2 separate regions of the Mus musculus genome follow, and region 2 is linked to region 1. The links are chromatin contacts, found by Hi-C or POLR2A ChIA-PET in ENCODE. All regions are on one chromosome and are shown on one strand. Each heading gives the region's core, a stretch centred on a gene start or an enhancer-like site at or near the end of the contact. The rest is flanking DNA. Distances are from core to core; before and after follow the strand shown. Region 1 holds the start of Catsper2 (cation channel, sperm associated 2). Region 2 holds the start of Hypk (huntingtin interacting protein K).

What was found. A loop is a pair of places that touch in the nucleus more often than their neighbours do. ChIA-PET counts read pairs that join two places held with the same protein, here RNA polymerase II (POLR2A).
Region 2: POLR2A ChIA-PET joins it to region 1 with 43 read pairs in Patski. The contact joins the promoter of Hypk here to the promoter of Catsper2 in region 1. A Hi-C loop is called at or near these places in 10 of 37 maps with a recorded cell type or tissue (T-helper 1 cell, T-helper 17 cell, adrenal gland and 4 more). POLR2A ChIA-PET finds 5 or more read pairs at or near these places in 4 of 5 experiments (Patski and embryonic stem cell).

What each region holds. Positions count from the first base shown.
Region 1 is chr2:121,410,970-121,415,478 of GRCm38, forward strand. Catsper2 (cation channel, sperm associated 2) reads right to left here and starts at 2,823. Exons shown (of 13, transcript NM_153075.3): 1 at 2,447-2,823; 2 at 1,181-1,321. The coding sequence starts at 1,319. Pdia3 (protein disulfide isomerase associated 3) reads left to right here and starts at 2,933. Exons shown (of 13, transcript NM_007952.2): 1 at 2,933-3,236. The coding sequence starts at 3,070.
Region 2 is chr2:121,454,150-121,458,642 of GRCm38, forward strand. It overlaps Hypk (huntingtin interacting protein K), which reads left to right and starts at 2,939. Exons shown (of 4, transcript NM_026318.3): 1 at 2,939-3,142; 2 at 3,497-3,552; 3 at 3,843-3,894; 4 at 4,000-4,291. The coding sequence starts at 2,957. The coding sequence ends at 4,095. Serinc4 (serine incorporator 4) reads right to left here and starts at 2,615. Exons shown (of 12, transcript NM_001025371.2): 1 at 2,306-2,615; 2 at 1,842-2,006; 3 at 1,514-1,692; 4 at 1,127-1,206; 5 at 795-888; 6 at 1-60. The coding sequence starts at 2,404.

The DNA.
Region 1 (4,509 bases), core at 1,573-4,072:
GCCTGTGCTACCACTACCAGCAGCCCAGAAACCTTAAAGTTTTAAGTACTTTTGGTGTGAACTTTTCCAAGTCAGTCAGGGTACCCAACTAGGACTCAGAGGAAGTGATTAGAGGTCCTATACATAGATTCTAAGAGTTTTATTCATAAAGCTCTGAGTTTATCACATGTCATGTTGCTTCTTATCCCTAGATTTCCTTTTTTTAAAAAAGATTTTATTTATTATACATAAGTATACTGTAGCTGTCTTCAGATCTCACTATGGGTGGTTGTGAACCACCATGTGGTTGCTGGGATTTGAACTCAGGTCCTCCGGAAGAGCAGTCAGTGCTCTTAACCACTGAGCCATCTCACCAGCCCCCCTAAATTTTCTTTTATTTGTACTTAAAAAAAAAAAATACCGCTGAGCGTGGTGGCACATGCCTTTAATCCCAGCACTCAGGAGGCAGAGGCAGAGGCAGGAGGATTTCTGAGTTTGAGGCCAGCCTGGTCTACAAAGTGAGTTCCAGGACAGCCAGGGCTACACAGAGAAACCCTGACTCGAAAAAACAAAAACAACATAAAAAAATAGCATTTATTCGTGTGGGGGGGTGGTCAGAGCATAATTGTAGGGGTAGGTTGTATTCTTGTACCATATGGGTTCTGAAGATAGAGCTTAGTTTACAGAGCAAGTGCCTATGTTCACTAAGCTATGTTTTCTCTGGCCTTACTCATATTGTTCTCAACCAAGGATGGCCTTGAATTCCTGGTGTCTCCTCCTCCAGAGTGCTGGGATTCACCCATACCTGGTTTCTTTCTTTCCTTTTTAATTTTTTTCTTTTTCTTTTTTTCTAATAGTTGTGTATGTGTGTGTTGTGTGTACATGTGTAGGCCAGAGGACAACTTTTGGGAATCAGTTCTCTCCTTCCAGGTAGGTTCTGAGAATCAGACTCAGGCTATCATTATTAGCTGCAGGCACCTTTACTCTTGCCGGCTCTAATTTTGTTTGCTTGTTTGTTTCATTTTGTTTTCTGAACCAGGACCTGGCTATGTAACCCAAGCTGGTCTTTATTATTTAAAGCCCAAGTGACCCCGGATTCAGTCATGGACCGTTATTCCTGGCTCCACCCTTAAGTATGTCTCACTTTCTCTTGAGGATATGGACAGGAATATCACGTTTAGTGTGAATGAGGGTTACTAACCAAGTATCTCCCGGAGAGTGTGCCTTGGTACGGCTTGGCTCAAGCCCTGCAAATGCTCTATGAGCGAGAAAGTGTCAATGAGCTTTGAACGGATAGCATCAGCTCTGAGCAGCTGGAAATGTCCTTGTTCTTGTGCCATGTCTGTTAAGAAAGTAGAACCAAGGATGTCATGCTTAAGAATTATACTACAATTAGCAGGCTCTCTCCTCCCCCAGCTTCTTTGCCTTTTAGAGATTCAAGAAGCCCACACAAAAAAAGCTATGAGCAGTTAAGAATAAACACATTGAAAGACTCAAAGGTATTTTGTTGTTGTTCGGTACGGATTTTGTTTTTCATCTAAGCAAAAGACATAAAAGTCATAAGAAGCTAGGCAGTGGTGGTGCACGCCTTTAATCCCAGCACTTGGGAGGCAGAGGCAGGCGGATTTCTGAGTTAGAGGCCAGGCTGGTCTATAAAGTGAGTTCCAGGACAGCCAGGGCTGCACAGAGAAACCCTGTCTCGAAAAGCCAAAAACAACAACAACAACAAAAAAAAAACAAAAACAAAAGTCATAAGAAATATCTTCACAGCTAACTAAATATTCGGGTTATTTTCACTTTCTGACAGCATTTGTAATTAAACACTTCTTTTTGAAAATTAGGCTTAAATGTTAGGCAGGTGGCCCATGGCTTGGATCCCAGCGCTCTGGAGATAGAGGCAGGCAAATCTCAGAGCTCAAAGACAGCCTAGTGAAGGACAGCCAGGGCTACACAGAGAAACTATCTTGAAAAACAAACAAAAATCAGTTTAAAAGGCAGGCAGTGTAGACAGATATTCCAGTCTCAAGAGGATGGTGGATCTCTGTTGAGTTCCACATTTGCCTGGTCTATATAGTGAGTTCCAGGGCAGCCAATCCTCCTTGCCTCAAAAAAAAAAAAAAAAAAAAAAAAAGGTGAAAGCTGAGCCTGTGCCTATTAGTACGTAGTGCACACTATCAGTCTCAGCCACTCGAGAGGCTGAGGCCAGAGGATGGAAAGTTCTAGACCTTCGCGGATTACAGTATGAAGTCAAGGCCAGCCTGGACACCTTGGTGTGAACATGACTCAAAAAGTCAAAAGAGGACTAGGGATGTAATCCAGTGTTGGATCACTTGCCCAGCAATGTGCAAGGTTCTGGGCTCAATCCTCAGCTACCCACCCTCTCAAACAAACCAACAAACAACAATGGGGGGGGGGGGAGCAGCAGGCAGGGAGGGCAGAGGCCTAAGGCTGGACAAAGAATACAGACCTCACGTGGACCTGACAAAGCAGGATACGAGGTAGGGCAGCGGCAGGATGTAGACTTACTACGCCCTATAATTGGACAAAGCAACAGCCTGACATTTGGAAAACGTGTCGCGGTGCGCTCAAGTGCGTGCGCGCCCCAATGCCCCGGAGGGAGGGAGCCGGACAGACAGCTCAAGCTCCCCTCCAGCCCTTTCGCGGGCCTCACTTCCGCCCACTCAGCCCTGACTTCACCCCTCCGCCTTCCGCGCCGGCGCCCAGAGCTTCACTCCTCCCCAGCGGGTGGCGCTCAGGGCCGCTCCGGCTTCGCTGAGCCCCCTACTTCCCACCGACCCCCCGTCCAGGCCTCCGCCACAGCCAGACCGGCGGGCGTTCGCCTAAGCGTCCGCCCCGCCTCGCCCCGCGCGCCCGCCAATCGGCAGTTACCAGCTGTTCCGCCCGCCCGACGCTGCGTGACGCAGCCAATCGGCGGCTGCCACACTGCGGGCCCCGAGCAGGCCTAGGGGGTTGGGACCTCGGCAGCGGGTCTGCCCGGGCCAGACGCGCGAGCGCAGGCAAGCGGCTGCAGATTGCGGGCTCTCCCATCTCATTTCTCCGGTCCCGGCCCTCCGACCGCGACCCGCCGCCATGCGCTTCAGCTGCCTAGCTCTGCTCCCGGGCGTGGCGCTGCTGCTCGCCTCGGCCCGTCTCGCCGCCGCCTCCGATGTGTTGGAACTGACGGACGAAAACTTCGAGAGTCGCGTCTCCGACACGGGCTCGGCGGGGCTCATGCTAGTCGAGTTCTTCGCCCCCTGGTGAGGCCACTTTGCGGGATCAGGGCCGGAGGACCGGCTGGGCGCGGGAGCGGTTGGGCCTACGCAGCGCGGGCGCCCTCCACTATCTAGCAGGCCTGGCTGCGGCTGCCTCATTGCCAGTCGGTGGGGAACCGGGAGGCGCTCCGCCCGGGGTGGGGGGTGGGGTGAGGACGAGGTAGGGTGGGGACGGGGGCAGATCCGGAAAGCAGAAAGCCTAAACTCCAGGGTAGGGCCACGTCCTTACCTCCGCGTTCTTGCAGCACTTCCTATGTGGAGGGTTCTCCCATCCCCTCCCCCTCCGGTCTATCTTTCAGTATCTAGGTGAGTCAGTGTATGTGTCCCCAGGTCTGCAGACAAGGCTGGCATCCCAAAGCCTTCAGAGAGGAGGCAGAGGTCCTCTTTTAAGTGGTGAGGTTCTGGGGTTTTTTTTTTTTCTCTTTTTGTCTCCACCCCATTAGAGCCATTGGTTTCTAACCAAGGTCACTCTGTAGCTGCAGAAAGATCCTAAGTGCTTTCTTGAGACAGGCCATTAGTTGGTTCATGGCATGGCTTACACTATTTTACATTAAGCTGCAGAGGCCTCTTATTAAAAGAGTAAACCAACAAGAATTATTTCACTAGGACCTATCATAATTTCAGTATTAAATAATTCTAGAAAATGATAACATTCTGGATAAGAAAGTTACCACTGCTTAACCTAAGAAAAGGGTAAGTTCTATCGAGTGGGTGTGACCCCAAATAAAAACTTTGCTTGGGAAGGGAGAGCAAATAGGATTTCTAGTTTTGTCACTTAGAGTAGTGGATAGGATAATTTACCAATTATTTATTACAAGGGCATACAGTTTAGAGGATGTCAATATTTTTTCCCTCCTAGCACAATGACCCTTAATTCAAACCTGTTCAAAAGTATCAGTAAGACAGAGTGTGATAGTTACACTGTAACTTACCTTTGCTTCTGACCCAGTGGGATTGTTAACATCTCTAGCTTCTCTGACTTAGATGGTCACACTCAAAAGTCCTGTAGTGAAGACTGCCTAAAGAGGCAGGAAGCAAATTGTGTTTCAGTTCAGGCTTCTGTGGTTGACAGTCACATTGATTACACATTATAGATAGCATCTATATGTCTCTAGAATTCGTGTTCTCTCCGAATTTATCATAGTTACATAATGGTGCTGTTAACTGAGGGGGTGTCGCTTGGGTCTGGCTTCTTTGTCTGAAGGAGGTCATACAATTGAAGAATTGTGGGCTCTTACACAATTAGAGTTTTTAGTCA
Region 2 (4,493 bases), core at 1,689-4,188, 43 kb after region 1:
CCTAGTGTGGCCAGTGACACACCTAGGAGCCAGCTACAGTCTTGAGCTGCACCAGTCTGCCTAAAGACAAGTGGTTAGGGGATTAGAACTTTAACCCATTACTGGTTAGTCAGCCTACTGGTCCGCACAGTACATTCTTGAGCTTTTGGTTCATTTGTTGACAGGATTGTACCTACACTTAAGACTGCCCTTGAACTCTTGCCTCTGCATCCTGAGTCTTGAGATTATGGGTATTTACCACTTTTTGTTTGTTTTTGGGGGTTTGTTTGTTTGAGACAGGGTTTCTCTGTGTATCCCTGGCTGTCCTGGAACTCACTCAGAAGACCAGGCTGGTCTTGAACTCAGAAATCCCCCTGCCTCTGCCTCCCAAGTGCTGGGATTAAAGGCATGTGCCACCATGCCTGGTGCCTCTTTGTTTTAAGAGGCTGACTTTGGAACTCCCTGCTCTGCTTGTGTTTTTTTGTGGCCTTGAATTATTGGCCCTCCTGTTTCTTTCCTCCTCCAGTGCTGGGATCACAAGTAAATGCCATTAAATATCTGATTTCCTGAGTATTTTGGTATTCTCTGGGAGGCCATGGGAGCAAACGTGCTATGGCCTTTGCCTAGCCTTTCTGTACTGAGTAATGTCTGCCAACCTCCTTGGAGGAGCCTTTAGGGTTAGGTGCTTCTTACAAATGTGTGTGTGTCATGTGTGGTTATGAGCCACCATGTGGTTGCTGGGAATTGAACTCAGAACCTCTGGAAGAGCAGTCAGTGCTCTTAACCTCTGAGCCATCTCTCCAGCCCAACCTTACCAATTCTTGTTCCAGGACTGGGCAAAGGCTGTGATAAGCACCAGCTGTAATAGGATGAATGTGAAGCCTCCACAGATGCCAATATAATGCCAGGCTGCAAGACAGGCACCATTGGGAACTTTTAGCTCTGGCTGGTCATGATGTATCATATCCCCCCAAACCCCCACCCCTTTTGATTAAAATGCTGCATAGCCTAGGCAGGTCTCAAACTCAATCCTGCTTCACTCTCCTGAATGCTAGGATTACAGGTGTGTAATGTAAGTCCAGCTTCCTGCTCTTAAGTAGGAAGTTGTAGCCTACTCTTGCTGATCACAGTGTAAGATGAAGAGTACCTGGGAAGAGATCCTCATCAGGGATGCAGAAGGCAACGACACAGAGACCTAACAGGAACAACAGCTTGAGGCTCCAGAAGCTAGTTAGGGTAGAGAGAAAACCAGATTGAGGAGAATAGGCAAAGGAGAGAAAGAAAAAAAGTATGGCAGGTGGAACCAGCCCCAACCCATTGTAGTCCAAGTTCTAACTCGGATGCCACAGTCACATCTGAGCAACACTACAGTTAGAGAAGGTTTGCATATAACTATTACTTAAAATTTAGAGCCCAGGAGTTTATAAACATACTTTCTTTATTACAGTGTTCTTTCTTCATCCTGGAGTTTCTTTTAGCCAGCTTGTGTCTACTTCCCTCTATCCCATCCCCATCCAAAAAATTAAACACAAACCTGTTATGCAGCTGTGCCCGAGGGTTGGTGGGGGAGTGGAGGCGAACTAGCAGCACAGCCTGCAGCAGGTGGAAGGTGGCAGTTCCTGCACACACTCGATACACAGCGCCAGAGCCACTGAGAACTGGGCAGTCCGAGCTGCCAAACAGGTGGGCACATAGCACTGAGGGCATCTGGATCTGCAGGGAGTTGGTTGTGAGAAAAGTCAGGGCCAGCCACAATCTATGGACAGTCTCAACTTTTTACTGGTAGGTTGACTCCTTTGCTCCCTGTCCCAAATCTTAAAGGTTTTTTTTTTTCCCTCACATTGCAACCCTTGCCGACTTACCCCATGTGCTTTGCCCCAGACCCTTTCTACCACTGTCTTCGAAAGCAGGAGGCAGCAGATTGCTGAGGCTCCCACGTGGAGGAGGATGTAGAGCAGGCGGCTACACCTAGACTCTGTCAGAGAGTGGCAGCCACTGGTCCAAGAAACAGGTCCACAGCAGGATGCCTGGGGATAGAAGCAATGCAGAGTTTTTCAAAGGGTGTGGGGTTAACCAATGGTCAAATTCCCAAACCCTCCATCCTTCTGTCTGGTTATGAGCCTCTTAGGATTACCTTCCACAAAGCACTAGTAAGGTTTTCATTGCAAGAACTTTAAACTTTGGTGTATTCTTGAACCACTTAACTTTTTCCTAATGATCTATGGCTGGGAATGTGGAATGAGATGTTTACCTATTACCCAGGCAAAGAACCAGGTTTCTCATCCCAACTCCTAGCTTTTTAGCTATCTCTTCCCAAATGTCTCACCTGATTGAAGGGGGTTTCCACTACATTACTGACTCCACCGTGCTGCTGTGCAAGACCCTGGGTGGTGCTCCGGCCGGTGACAACTTTTGCACCCATCATTTTTGTTAGATGTAGATCCAGTATTGGAAAAACTGACGAGAAACAGCAGCTTCTCGGGATTTTCGCCCATTGGACAGTCGCTTTGCTGGCCTAATCATTCGTCTTAAGGCAGCATAGACATGTCATAAAATGAATACAGGTTACCAGGAAGTGGTAGATAGATGCAAATAGTCTTGTGAAGATGCCTTCGCCGGGCTTCCTATTCGGGATCATTCGGACTGTTATTCTGAGATTAGGAGCAGTTGGCCTATCAGGTCTAGGGATTAGGTTTTTTAATTGGTTTAGGATTAGCCACCTTGATTGGACAGAATTCCATGTGTGTGTCTCTATGTGTGAAAGGATTGCTCTTAGGAACAATGTGCCTTGGTGGTGTGGGTAGTGAACAGATAGTCGAAGGAGACTGCAGAAAACAAGCTGGAGAGGAAGTCAAAAGCGAACCTCTTTGCTAGCTGAAGCTTCTCAAGACAGGCACAAAGGTGTGGTCCACGCCTACCCCGCCCCTTATCTGGGCGGAAGCTGTGAGGGTTGCCGGAAGTTGTGAAGCGGCAGCCTATGCGGCGGCGCGGTGAGATCGAAATGGCGACCGAGGGAGACGTGGAGTTGGAGTTAGAGACCGAGACCAGCGGCCCGGAGCGGCCTCCCGAGAAGCCAAGGAAACATGACAGTGGTGCTGCTGACCTAGAGCGGGTTACTGACTATGCGGAGGAGAAGGAGATCCAGAGTTCGAATCTTGAAACGGTGAAGTTGGCTGGGAGCTTGTATGAGGGGTTGAGAGAGGGGCGGGAGAGAGGTGAGACTGACCGGTTTGCTGCTCACTGGGGCTCCGGGAAGGCTGATAGCAATGGTGGGATTTGGCAGTAGGGTGGGGCTAAGCGACAGCACCCACCCAGTCTGCTGTTTGCTTAAGAATTCGATAGAGATTGGGCCTAAATAGATCTCATGTGCACGAAATTAGGCGTAGTCCTTTGGTCCTGAGAACACTCGTAGTTGTGAATACCTGAAAACCACGTGGTTTTTATTTTTGGTATTGCGTTTTAGATCAGAAAATTTGCGTGGCACGGTGGTAGATAACTTGACTCGTGTTTTCTACAGGCTATGTCCGTCATTGGAGACAGACGGTCCAGGGAACAAAAGGCCAAACAAGAGCGGTAAGTTTAAAGCACACCACCAGCACTACCGGTAGGTCCTCGTTCTCCAGGGGAAAAAAAAGTTTACGTCTTTAACCAATTTCTACAGATCTAGGGATTACAACTTTGTTAGTGGAAGGAAAGATTCCAGGATACCTTACTGTAAAACCTCCAGGGGAAAGAGTTGGCGCGTTTATTTGCTATTTTCAGTAAACCTTGTTCCACCCATTTTCAGTGAGTAGCTGGGAGTGTTCCTTCTGGGAGTTTATAGCAGAGGCAGAGAATGAAAAGAAATGTATAAATATTTACAGGGAGAAGGAACTGGCGAAGGTCACTATCAAGAAGGAAGATCTGGAGTTGATAGTGAGTATTAATTTTTTAATGGATTCACAAGAGAAGTGCTACCTAATTTGGGCTCCTGAAACAAGTGGAGAAGAGGCTTTGGTGACGTGATTTTCCCTTTTGCAGATGACGGAAATGGAGATCTCTCGAGCAGCAGCAGAAAGGAGCTTGAGGGAACACATGGGCAATGTGGTGGAGGCTCTTATTGCCCTAACCAACTGATAATGTGCTTTTTTAGACATTCTGGACTGACTGACTGACTGAAATAAAGTGTTCTGTTTTGCTGTTTTTTTTTTTTCTTCAGTTTCATCTCAGATCAAATGCATTATATATTCTATTTTATTGTCAGTTTCTATGTTGGACCTTGATGAAACTGTGTGAACAATCAGTATAAAGAAGTACCTAATGTTCAAATGCAGGCTCTTATATTGTGTGTGTGATTCCTCTACTGCCATAGTGTTTCTAATAACTACCACATGGGAAACAAATTTAAGTGCCCTTTTCTACCAAGCCATCTTGCCAGCTCTAAGCAGCAGATACTAAGTGGTATGTTAGTATCACTCACCTGACTAGCTCTTTCTTGGCAATGTAGAGTACATTTGGATCCTCTGCAAAAGATC